Regions from separate parts of the Homo sapiens genome. Here regions 2 and 3 are each linked to region 1. A link is a contact called in ENCODE Hi-C or POLR2A ChIA-PET data. All regions are on one chromosome and are shown on one strand. The core of a region is the stretch at or near the end of the contact, and the rest is flanking DNA. Distances in the headings are between cores, read along the strand shown.

Region 1 (3,980 bases), core at 592-3,091:
TTACAGTTGAAAAATACGTAAGAGAATAAAGTTGAAAAATCCTTAGCTATCAGATACATGTCTAAATAAGCTCCTAAAATACTTGATTATGATCAGCAGCAATCACCGACTCCACTGTACAGCTCCAGTAAAAGGAAAAAAAAAAAGCAGCCCACAGACTATTCTTCACCACCCCTCCCCCAATCAAGACCTCGTGGCTGCAAGCCGGGATAAAGAGTTGTTTCTCCAACTGCTGTGGTCCTGATGGCATGCCGTTAATTTTCTCTTTTGGTGATATTGCAACGACGAGCCTGCCTTTTTCAGTTCCTTTTCCCTTTGCTGCAGTTTAGGAACAGAAGACCGGGCAGGAACACCCGAGACTGCAAAGTGCCCGCCACGCTCATGGAGCCCGGGCCGGCAGCACATGTCGCACAAGGGGGAGCGCGGCCCTGCGATTCTCCGCGTAGCCGCCAGGGGGCGGCGGGTCAGAGTCAGGCCCCGCCGGACGCGGCAACCCCCCCAACCCGTTTCCCGGCGGCAGCCGCGCGGCGACCGGCGGCGCCGAGGCCCGAGTGCGGCGGGGACGCGGGCGCGCCGCCCCTCCTTTGTGTCCCCCAGCCCCCCCGAGCCCGGCCCAGAGGGGCGGGGGCTCCGCGGCCGCGGTGCCCGTCGCACGCGGCCCGAGGCCTAAGCCGGGAACAATCGGCGGCGGCGCGCAGTCGCCGCCATGTCCCCCGCCCTCACCCCCGTGCAGCCCGCCCCGCAGGAACATGGCGGCGGGGACGCCGCTCCCGCCGAGCCGGGCTGGCCCTCCCGCGCCACACTCCCAGCAAGCGGCCGGGCGCAGGCGGCTCCACGCCGCGGCTGAGGCCGACTGCGGCCTCCTCCGAGGGCCACGGCGGGGAAGTTGCGGGCCCCGCCCCGAGGCTGCCCACGCGGGCTAACAAAGCCCACGCGGAGCGGGGGTGGCGCCCAGGCCGCGCCGATCTCGGCGCCCCTCCGCCCACCCTCGCGCGTACAAAGTTTGGGGAACCGCGGGCTCCCGCCCACGCCACGCCGCCCGCTGGCGCGCAGGTACCTCGTGGGCGCGCCCCCTCCCGGCCCGCGGCCTGCCCCATGTGCCGCCGCCGCCGCCGCTTTGTTCTGGAGGCGCTTTAACTCTCGCCCTCGGGAGAAACTTTCCTACCCAGAGACCCCACGCCCCGCGCGCGCCCCGGGCCCCGGAGAAGGCACGGGCCTCGCACGTCCTCTCCCCGAGGGGCCATTGTGTTCGCCGTCCGCCCACCCGCCTTCGGGTCGGCCCAGGCAGGGTCTGCGCGGGTCCCGGGCGCGGCCGCCACGCGCACGCCGCCCCCTCCCACCCTCCCGCCCCGGCCCTGCCCCCCTCCGCCGGCCCGCGGGCGAGCGAGGGGGCAGCCAGATGCGGCTGCCACACGCCGGGGCGGCCAACGGCCGAGACCCGCCCCGGCCACGCCGCCGCCGCCACGCTGCCCCGGGCCAGTCCGCCCCGGGCCGCTCCGCCCCGCCCGCCAGACCCGGGCCGCACACAACAGGTTTCCCTCCGTCGCCGGAGGGGCGGGCAGACTCACCAGGAGGAGTAGCCGCCACCATCTTCGGCTGGCCGGCCGCGGGCTCCTGCTCCCGCCTCCCCGCCCGCCTGCGCTTTACTACGACCGGAGGCCCCAGGCCGGGGGTGCGGCCGGCCGGCCCGCCCCGCGAGGAGAGCTTCGCGGAGGAGCGCGAGCCCCGGCGGCGCTGCGGTAGTCGTCCCCACCCCCTCGGCCTCGCCCGAGGGCGCGAAGTGGCGCGAAGGCGCAGGTCGGGCGGCGGCGGCGGCACCTCGAAGGACCATGTGGGTGAATGAAGGGCGGCGGCTCCCGCCTCAACGTAAATACGGACAAGCCCCACTCCCTCATTAGCATAAAAAACAAAGTACTTCCGACCTCCCCGCCCGCCCGCCAATCACCGCAGGCCCCGCCCACGGCGGCTCGTTCTTGGCGGCCGGGAGAGCGGGAGCCGGGAGCCGCTGGCGGCGCCGCGCAGCCTTCCCCGGGCCGCGCTCCCCCGTGGCCCGCCCACCGCCGCCAGCCTCGCGGAGCGCCTCGCCCGAACACCTCGCGCCACGCCTCCGGCACGCCCTCCGTTAACAAGCTCTGCGCGCGTGCAGACCCCCGCGCGCCGCACACCCTCCTGGAAGCGCACGCTTCCCGGGGCTTCCTGGGAGCCCTGCTCTCCCTGGGACTCGACGTGTACGCTGTGCGATCACAGTTTATTACTTTACCGGCCCTTGGTGGGTTTCCGAGGTAATTAGGGGCCTGCTCCAGGCCAACCGGAACCAGAGAAGTAAAATCCAGTGACTTTAACATCGAAACAGAATTACTCGCTGCAAAGATCGTTTGAGACCCAGAAATAAATACATTACACCCGACACTCTTGTGAATGCACACTTCGTGGCAATGTGTTTCCTTAACCTGGCCGCGTGTAAACCAAAACGCATGCCCGAGCAGAGGTTTCACAGCTGCAGTACCTGAGCCTCCCCTCTCATGCCCAGCTGCATTTAGTAAGAACTCTGGGTTCTCCAGTAGAAATAGCATAGCTCGGAAAGAACCTCATAAACAACCACAAAGCTGAGAAAAGAAGCCCAATCAGGAGCACCTCCTTCTTCACATTGTGGTTCAGGAAATTCCGGAATTCTCAGAAACATAATTGTTAAAAGTGAGGATTCATAACATTTACGAGAAATACAGCAATTATAAATTGGTTTAAATCTAGTAAGTAGCTACTGCAAAGCACATATCACTGGTTCGTGATTGTACAAGTCAACTGTAAAACACACATTACCAAAGGATGTCTTTAATGCCCCAATGTTAAAATTTTTGACATTCAAACCTTGACAGTATTGTCATTTACTGTCTTTGACTTATTTTATCATGCTTTGCTTAAATCCAATTGTCAAACTAGTGATGACATAAAAAATAGTGGATTAAAGTTTTGCTACTCTTTTTTTTATTGAGTCTAGTTTCTAGATATTCCTTTCTTTGTAAATCAAAATAAAAGGCCAAATCTGAAATTTTACAATATCTAATATTTCTGTAATATAGTCATTTATGAACGTTTCAAAGAGGAAAACACTGCTAATTTTATTACAAGTCTAATTTTACGTTACTTTTGGTCGGCATTGACTAATATGTCAATGCCTTTTTCTTTAAAACTTTATCTTCTGTTTCAAATTAGAATGGTTGAGGCGGGGGGATGTTGTGAGTAAGATTGTTCATCACACTCTCTGAATCATGGGAAATCCCACCTATATACAGGTTTCTTAGCAGGAGTTATTCATCTCATAGTTTCCTTCCAATTAAAGTCAACATTGAAATACTACTAGCTTTAAAAAGCTGTTTTTAGGTATCTCACTATATTTCTGTGGAAATCTGACATACAAGCAACTATTTTCTGTGACTACAGTATAAGAAATAATTCTTAATGTATACCCTTTTTTATGGTAATCAGGATTTTGGAAGACGCAAATTCATTTAAACCTACTGACTTGGAAATTCCAGAAAGTTTCAGAATTAGTAGGTTGCATTTTAAGGGTTTCGCTCATACTTCCTTTCAAAATTAATAAATTATCTTAAGTATAATTAGAATAATTGAAAACGTTTTAATCCCAAATGAATTTGAAGCTTAGCCAACTTGATGTTTTTTGGAAGTCACTACTAGTGAGAAACCTATCTTCCCTGATTTTAGGGGCCACACTTGGGTATACTTGATAACTAAAGGGAAGATTTTTGTGGTTATAATTTTGAAGATCACAAAAATATGTGAACTGCTAACAAATGCCTTCTGCAACCAAGGAATGTAAAAATAAAGCAATCTGAAATGCCAAAGTGAGACACACAGCCTTCTCAAGTCAGCTAAAACACAGTACTGTTTTACACAATCCAGAACATTCAGAACGTTTTAGATAAAATGAAAAGCTCAGTTCAACGTCAGAGCAGTTCTAT
Region 2 (3,980 bases), core at 442-2,941, 4.7 Mb before region 1:
AGTAGGATAAATCAGGAAATGAAGGCTAAACTTTGGAAGTGAGAAATTATTCTGGAAATTCGTGGAACTGCTTAGCGGAATAGGGTTTTCTAAGGAAGGGTACTGACTAAGCAAATGAAACGAAAAAAGGGAATGACTATGTTTCCGCAACTTCAAGAGATCCAGCTTCCCTGCAGGGCAAAGGAGTAACAGGAGAGAAAAAAAGCAATGAATCCGTGCATCCGCTAAACTCTTTTACCATATATTTTACTCTGACAAAACAACTATCACGTATTGGCCTTTTGTTTGTTTGTTTTTTTGAGACACGGTCTCCCTCTTTCGCCCAGGTTGGAGGGCAGTGGCGCAATCACCGTTTTCTGCAGCCTCTACCTCCTCGGCTTAAGCTACCTTCCCGCCTCGACCTTCCAAAGTGCTGGGACTACAGGCGTGAGCCACCATGCTCAGGCTTATTGGCACTTTTCTGTGCACTTTTAAATGTAATCCTCTAAATCACTCTTCTCCACCTTTCCTGTGCATAGGAATCACCTGTGGTTCCCGTTAAATTGGAGATCTTGATTCATTAGGTCTGGGGCGGGGCCTGAGCTTCTGCATTTCCATTGAGCTCACAGCTGAAGCCTACCCTGGACCACACCTTCCAATGGAAAAGGCTCCAGTGTGATTTCTAGCCACTAGTATTATCTGCGAACTTGGGAGAAATAAAATGCAAGTTCTCGGCCCCCGCAAGGGCTCTACTGAATCCGAAACACTGTGGGGAGGCCCACCACTCTGCAGTGTTTTAACAAGCAAGTGGTTAAAGTTTGAGAGCCACCCGTAAGTCACGGGTTTCCTAACATGATTGGACACTGGAATCACCTGCGGATTTTTTTTTTTTTTTTTTTTTTGAGACGGAGTCTCGCTCTGTTGCCCAGGCTGGAGTGCAGTGGCGGGATCTCGGCTCACTGCAAGCTCCGCCTCCTGGGTTCACGCCATTCTCCTGCCTCAGCCTCCCAAGTAGCTGGGACTACAGGCGCCCGCCACTACGCCCGGCTAATTTTTTGTATTTTTAGTAGAGACGGGGTTTCACCGTTTTAGCCAGGATGGTCTCGATCTCCTGACCTCGTGATCCGCCCGCCTCGGCCTCCCAAAGTGCTGGGATTACAGGCGTGAGCCACCGCGCCCGGCCTGCGGATTTTAACTAATACTACTGATGCCGCATCTCACCCCCCCTCCCGAGATTCTCAGGTACGGGGCGTGGCCTTGGCGGCGGCCTTATAAAAGCTCTCCCAGGTGATTCCAACCTGTAGTAACACTTGAGAACTGCGTGAGGTGGGGACTTCAACTTTAACTGGACTTATTTTCCTCCTATGTAAAAGGTGGACAATATGCAAGTGGTCCTGACTTTGCTTCCAGATTTTGGCAACTCCAGAGCCCTAGTTCGGTCTGGAGAGCCAGCTTCCCGCCCCGTGTCCTAAGGCCTCTGTCCGAGAACCCAAAGTCCTGGGAATGGACCCGCGGGAGCGGACCCGCGGGAGCATCTGTGACGCCGCTCAGCAACCCGGCGCCGCCCCGGCGGCTCCGACGTGGCCCAGTGTCCGGCTGGCGTGGGCTCTCCAGGCCGCACCCACTAAACCGCGCCGGAGCGGGACACGCATGCGCCGGTCTGGACCCGGCACCCAGTAACGGACTCGAGCTCCTCCCACCGGAAGTGGGCAGCCGCGCAGCGGGAAGAGCCGGCCGAAGCGTGGCGGCCACAGACTGTGGGTACCGGGTCCGAGGGACTCGCGCTTTTCTCTCCGTGCCATGGCGCCAGCGAAAGCCACGAACGTGGTGCGGCTGCTACTAGGCTCCACAGCGCTGTGGCTTTCGCAGCTCGGCTCCGGGACGGTCGCCGCGTCCAAGTCGGTGACTGCCCACTTGGCCGCGAAGTGGCCCGAGACCCCGCTGCTGCTGGAGGCAAGGTGGGTGCGGGCCGGGCCCTCGTCCGGGCGGGTGTGGGCGCGCTGCCACCCTCAGCCGCGCTTTCTTCGTGCTCGCAGCGGGTGTCTGGCTCCCACCCGGGTTCTCCAGACGCCCCCGCTCTGGCCCTGAGCATCACCACCTCCTTCCTTCCCGACCCGGGGCGGCTTCTCGGTTCCCGTGCAGCACTCACTTGCAGTTCCTTTCCCCCTCAGTCTTACTTTACCTACGATTTTTAAAGCTTCCCTGCCCTGCTTTAATACGTTGGGATGTATTAGCATTTACGCGTGGCACTTAACGCAAGAGCTTCTACTGGGGTAGGCAGTTCTGTTCAGACAGTGCTTAAAGTACCTAGTTTCGTAATGATGACATCATACCATCAGCTCCTAGGCTTACTATGGGGAGGGCAGCTTCCTGCAAGGTAATATTTTTCCTGTATCTCTTCCAACGGAATTAGTTCATGACCTGTCATTTACTCTGCAGAACAAAACTTGTAGCTATTGCATTTTGCCCTTTAGTATTCTAGTTGAGTAAAATTAGAAAGTTCTTTCTCTTAGCAAAAATGAAGTTTTACACCAATGACTTAATGGCTGTTCACCACAGCAACAGTGTGTGTCCCTAAAAAGAGACTCCATGACTCCACATAAGTTCATGTATTTGATGCTAAAAGTTCTTTTTTTTTTTCATTTCTATAGTTTATTGGGGAACAGGTGGTGTTTGGTTACATGAGTAAGTTCTTTAGTGGTGATTTCTGAGATTTTGGTACACCCATCACCCCATCAGTATATACACTGCACCCAATTTGTAGTCTTTTATCCCTCACTCCCTTCTCAACCTTTCCCCCGAGTCCCCGAAGTCCATTGTGTCAATCTTATGCCTTTGCATCCTCATAGCTTAGTTCCCACATATCAGTGAGAACATACTATATTTGGTTTTCCATTTCTGACTTACTTCACTTAGAATAATAGTCTCTAATCTCATCCAGGTTGCTGTGAATGCCATTAATTGATTCCTTTTTATGGCTGAGTAGTGTTCCATCATATATATGCCACAGTTTATCCACTCGTTGATTGATGGGTATTTGGATTGGTTCCACATTTTTGCACTTGTGAATTGTGCTGCTATAAACATACTTGTGCAACTATCTTTTTCATGACTTCTTTTCCTCTGGGTAGATACCTAGTAGTGGGATTGCTGGATCAAATGGTAGATCTACTCTTAGTACTTTGAGGACTCCCCACACTGTTTTCCATAGTGGTTATACTAGTTTACATTCCCACCAGCAGTGTAGAAGTGTTCCCTGTTCGCTGCATCCACGCCAACATCTATTATTTATTTTTATTTTTTTATTATGGCCATTCTTGCAGGAGTAAGGTGGTATCGCATTGTGGTTTTGATTTGTGTTTCCCTGATCATTAGTATGTTGAGCATTTTTTCATGTTAGCCATTTATATATCTTTTGAGAATTGTCTATTCATGTCCTTAGCCCACTTTTTGATGGGACTGTTTTTTTTTTCCTGCTGATTTGAGTTCCTTGTAGATTCTGGATATTAATCCTTTTTCAGATGTATAGATTGTGAAGATTTTCTCCCGTTTTGTGGGTTGTCTGTTTACTCTGCTGACTATTCCTTTTGCCGTGCAAAAGCTGTTTAGTTTAATTAAGTCCCAGCTATTTTTTTTATTATTATACTTTAAGTTCTAGGGTACATGTGCACAACGTGCAGGTACATAGATATACATGTGCCATGTTGGTGTGCTGCACCCATTAACTCATCATTTACATTAGGTGTATCTCCTAATGCTATCCCCCGCTCCCCCAACCCCACAACAGGCCCTGGTGTGTGATGTTCCCCATTGTGTGTCCAAGTATTCTCATTGTTCAGTTCCCACCTATGAGTGAGAACATGAGGTGTTTGGTTTTCTATCCTTGTGATAGTTTGCTGAGAATGATGGTTTCCAGCTGCATGCATGTCCCTACAAAGGACATGAACTCATCCTTTTTTATGGCTGCATAGTATTCCGTGGTGTATATGTGCCACATTTTC
Region 3 (3,980 bases), core at 471-2,970, 3.9 Mb before region 1:
GCTCTCTATAGATTTCTGTGTTGAGAAATATTTGTAGTTACCCTAAGTGTATTGTTTAACCATTTATGTGATACTGTGTGGTTCTCTTTTTAGAATTCTGTAACTTGGGGGGAAATGCATATTCCCTGTATGCAGGGAATATGGATACTCCAGGAATACATGTATATATTCTCTTGGATGCTCCATCCAGAGTTCATATTATCAGGTACTCTTCATCTTTCTGGGGGAAGAATTCCTGTTTCTTTTAATCTTTTCATTTGAGAACCCTCTCCTCTTGACCATTTCCTTTTTTTTTCTTTAAAGAGACAGGGTCTCCCTATGTTGCCCAGGCTGGTCTCGAACTCCTGGGCTCAAGGGATCCTCCTGCCTTGGCCTCCCAAAGTACCAGGATTACAGGTGTGAGCCACCACTCCTGGCTTTTTTTTTTTTTTCAAGACAGAGTCTTGCTCTGTCGCCCAGGCTAGAGCACAGTGGCATGATCTTAGTTCACTGCAACCTCCGCCTCCCGGGTTCAAGTGATTCCCATGCCTCAGCTTCCCAAGTAGCTGGGATTACAGGCATGGTGGTGCATTTTTGTATTTTTAGTAGAGACGGCATTTCACCATGTTGGCCAGGCTGGTCGCGAACTCCAAACCTCAGGTAATGCGCCTACATTGACCTCTCAAAGTGCTGGGATTACAGGTGTGAGCCACTGCGCCTGGCCTTGATCTTTTCCTTCTCTTTTCTTGGCATTGCTGCAGGGCAGGTATATTTTTAGGTCAGTGGTCAGAGCAGCAGACAGCCTCCTCTACCACAGACTGAGTAGGAAGTGGAAGGTGCCCTCCCATAATGCACAGAGAGGCTGGGCTTGTGCACCCTTCCCAAGTCATGTCTGCCGCCCTATGCAATAAGTAGAACCTGAAGTAAAAAAAATAAATGCACCGTCATGCGCTGATGGTGAGAAGATTGCAGCCACCTGTAGCTCTCTGGCTGCATCCCAGTCTTCCCACCCCGTCTCCCTCTGGGTTTTCTCAGTGGATGTGGACAGACAATTGATAGCAAATTTTGTCAGCAACTGAGCCATACAGTGTTGTGGTCTTAGTTTTAAAACAGAACTTTTGTTTTTATTTAAAGCTATTTTTATTTCACTGTAGACTGTATATTGCTTTATATTTAGACTGAATAGTATGAAATTACAGATATTCAGGGCCGGGTGCAGTGGCTCACACCTGTAATCCCAACACTATGGGAGGCCAAGGTGGGTGGATCACTTGAGGCCAGGAGTTCGAGACCAGCCTGACCAACATGGTGAAACCCCATCTCTACTAAAAATACAAAAATTAGCCTGGCATGGTGGTGCACGCCTGTGATCCCATCTACTTGGGAGGCTGAGGCACAAGAATTGCTTGAACCCAGGAGGTGGAGGTTGCAGTGAGCTGAGATCCGTGCCACCGCACTCCAGCGTGGGTGACAGAACAAGACTCTTCTTTAAAAAAAAGAAATTACATATATTCAACTCCTTTGGGCCTTTTTACAAAACTAGCAATTTCATATGGCTCAAACTAATCTTTTGTCTATTAGTCTGTAGATCGGTTTCCTTTCTGAAGATTCGTAGAGAGCCTCTTGACAGTGTTGTCAAAGTGAAACTGTGTGGTGTGTGTGGAAGTTATCTCCCTGGACACATGTGATACTTTGGTTGGACTTCCTCTTCTAATGTTATTTTCTAAGTTTCTGACAAAATTAGAATGACCCAGTAGTGCTTCTTACATTGTCCATAATACGTTAAAATTTTTGTTTCAAAAACTTTTCTCCCCCACAGTTTTTGGTTTTACTTCTGATGTGAACTTGAATTGTACCTGGGCATTTTGTGAGACATTAATCTCATCAAGGGACAATTTGTCAGTCTTCTAGTTTGCTAGGGAATAGCTTAAGAGGAGCCAAGTTAACTTTCCATAGCTTGGAGTTTGAGCTAAGAAAGCAAGTTAAGGAGGGAGGACTTGTTTTGTTTGGATTTTTCCAAGAGGAAATTTCTGCTGCTGGAGATTTAGGAGTGTCAGATGCGTCCCATCATCTGATAATTGTATTTGCTTCACTGGGGTGTGGGTGCAAACTGGAAGAAAATGCTTTAGCTCAGTGGTTCCTCAAACTGCTCTCTGTTGTATTCATGAGGGGAAATCTTTAAAATACCACTGGTGTCTGGACTCTTCCCCTAAACATTCTGATTTAATTGCTTTAGGGAAATTTTAAAAGCTCCTATGTGATACTAATAGGCCTCAAATATGTGTTCAGCTTAATTTTATGCTTTATAACTAAGACCTTCCAGTTCACAGAGATAGCATATGGGTTGCGGGTTTAATCCCCCTCATTGGTGAATAACTCCTTCGGACTTGTAGGTATAAACCTCAAGCATGGTAGCTGTTCATCAGCCCGAGTGTCCTACCATCTGGTCTGGGAATCTCATATGCAGGAGAGCCCGGGTGTTGAGTCAGGTGTCCAGGCACTTTGTAGAAGACTCCATGAAGTCCTCTAGTGGCAGATTGGCAAGGGTAGAGATTGAGTGTGGACTCTGAGAGCAATCATGGACTCAGAGCAGTCAGACCTGAGTTCACATCTCAGTGCTGTCATTTTCTAAGCTGTAAAATCTTAAGAGAAGCACATTCGCTTCCCAGGGCCAGTTTCCTGATAACAACTTGTTGAAGACTACTCTTTCCCCATTGAATTAAGTTGGAGAAAATGTAGATTAGATGGCCATTTATGTGTGAATCTTTTTCTGGATCCTCTATTCTGTTTTGTTGATCTATATTTTCTTTGTTTTACTTTAGTAGTCAGATGGATAGAATCTATTCTTTCTTCATAGCAAATTATCTTAATTACTATAGCTTTATAAATCAAATAGTGAAAGTTACCCAACCTGTTTTTCTTTTATGATTGTTTTGACTATTCTAAGTCTCTTGCATTTTCATATTGACTTTAGAATCAGCTTTTCAAGTTTTACAGGAAACTGTTGGGTTATGCATCTTGAATTCTAAGACATGGTCTTAGAATTCCAGATGAAGTAATTCCAGATGAAGTAATTGCCCTGTTGGAGAAGTAATTCTCCAACAGGGCAATTCTATCCACCTGACTATTAATGTTAAGAGTGGGCATCTTAACATTATTTAGATTTCCAGTCTAAGAAAATAGTGTATTTACCTATTCCTCAGTTATCTACATCTTTATACATTTCTTTTTCTTTTTTTTTTTTTTTTAAGTGGAGATGGAGTCTCAGTATGTTGCCCAGGATGATCTTCCTGAGCTCAATTGATTCTCCTGTTTCAGCCTGCCAAAGTGTTGGGATTACAGGCATGAGCCACTCACGCCAAGCCCTAGATCTTTAACTCTCCTTGTAATTATTAGGATAGAGGTCTTAAAGATCATTTGTTATATTTTTATATTTTATATTTTTATATTTTTATATTTGTTAGCATTTAAAAAAGAATGCCATAATTCAAAGTAGCATTTGTGCTGTTATAAATGGTATTTTATTTATTTATTTTATTTATTTTTTGAGACAGACTCTCGCTCTGTTGCCCAAGCTGGAGTGCAGTGGCACGATCTTGGCTCACTGCAACCTCCGCCTCCTGGGCTCAAGCAATTACCCTGCCTCAGCCTCCTGAGTAGCTGGGATTACAGATGCATGCCACTGCACCCGACTAATTTTTGTATTTTTAGTAGAGACGGGATTTTACCATGTTGGCCAGGCAGGTCTCGAACTCCTGACCTCAGGTGATCCACCCACCTTGGCCTCCCAAAGTGCTGGGATTACAGGAGTGAGCCACTGTGCCCGGCCATAAATCGTATTTTAAATTTTCACTTACCGTTTGTTGTTAGTATATAGAAATACAATTGATTTTTGTATTTTTGCTTTGTTTCCTGAAACCTTGCTAAAGTGCGTTAAGTTGCAGTAATTTTTGGCTGATTCCTTAGGATAGCTATTTAGATAATCATGCCTTTGGATAAAA

Evidence for each region. Hi-C counts contacts between places; a loop is a spot of excess contacts on that map. ChIA-PET counts read pairs that join two places held with the same protein, here RNA polymerase II (POLR2A). Pooled maps may share reads with other maps.
Region 2: a pooled map shows a loop between it and region 1 (28-fold over the local background). The contact joins the promoter of UGGT2 here to the promoter of MIR17HG in region 1. A Hi-C loop is called at or near these places in 2 of 37 single-sample maps with no recorded cell type and 8 of 50 pooled maps. POLR2A ChIA-PET finds 5 or more read pairs at or near these places in 1 of 52 experiments (T-cell).
Region 3: a loop to region 1 is called in a map with no recorded cell type, with 8 times the contacts of the local background. The contact joins the enhancer-like site here to the promoter of MIR17HG in region 1. A Hi-C loop is called at or near these places in 3 of 37 single-sample maps with no recorded cell type and 3 of 50 pooled maps. POLR2A ChIA-PET finds 5 or more read pairs at or near these places in 2 of 52 experiments (A673 and BJ).

Annotation. Positions count from the first base shown.
Region 1 is chr13:91,345,548-91,349,527 of GRCh38, reverse strand. MIR17HG (miR-17-92a-1 cluster host gene) reads right to left here and starts at 1,841. Exons shown (of 3, transcript NR_197388.1): 1 at 1,569-1,841. RefSeq lists enhancers at 1-255, 256-803, 2,273-2,352 and silencers at 353-1,342, 1,393-2,172.
Region 2 is chr13:96,051,112-96,055,091 of GRCh38, reverse strand. It overlaps UGGT2 (UDP-glucose glycoprotein glucosyltransferase 2), which reads left to right and starts at 1,691. Exons shown (of 39, transcript NM_020121.4): 1 at 1,691-1,937. The coding sequence starts at 1,780. RefSeq lists an enhancer at 1,430-1,929.
Region 3 is chr13:95,225,216-95,229,195 of GRCh38, reverse strand. All of the region lies in intron 4 of ABCC4 (ATP binding cassette subfamily C member 4 (PEL blood group)), which reads left to right. Among named protein-coding and RNA genes, the nearest start is that of SNORD13G, 17 kb to the right of the region's middle. RefSeq lists a silencer at 2,307-2,601. Within about 2 kb of position 1,720, at least 5 of the 41 ENCODE cell types and tissues checked have a DNase peak (open chromatin) inside an H3K27ac peak, as active enhancers do.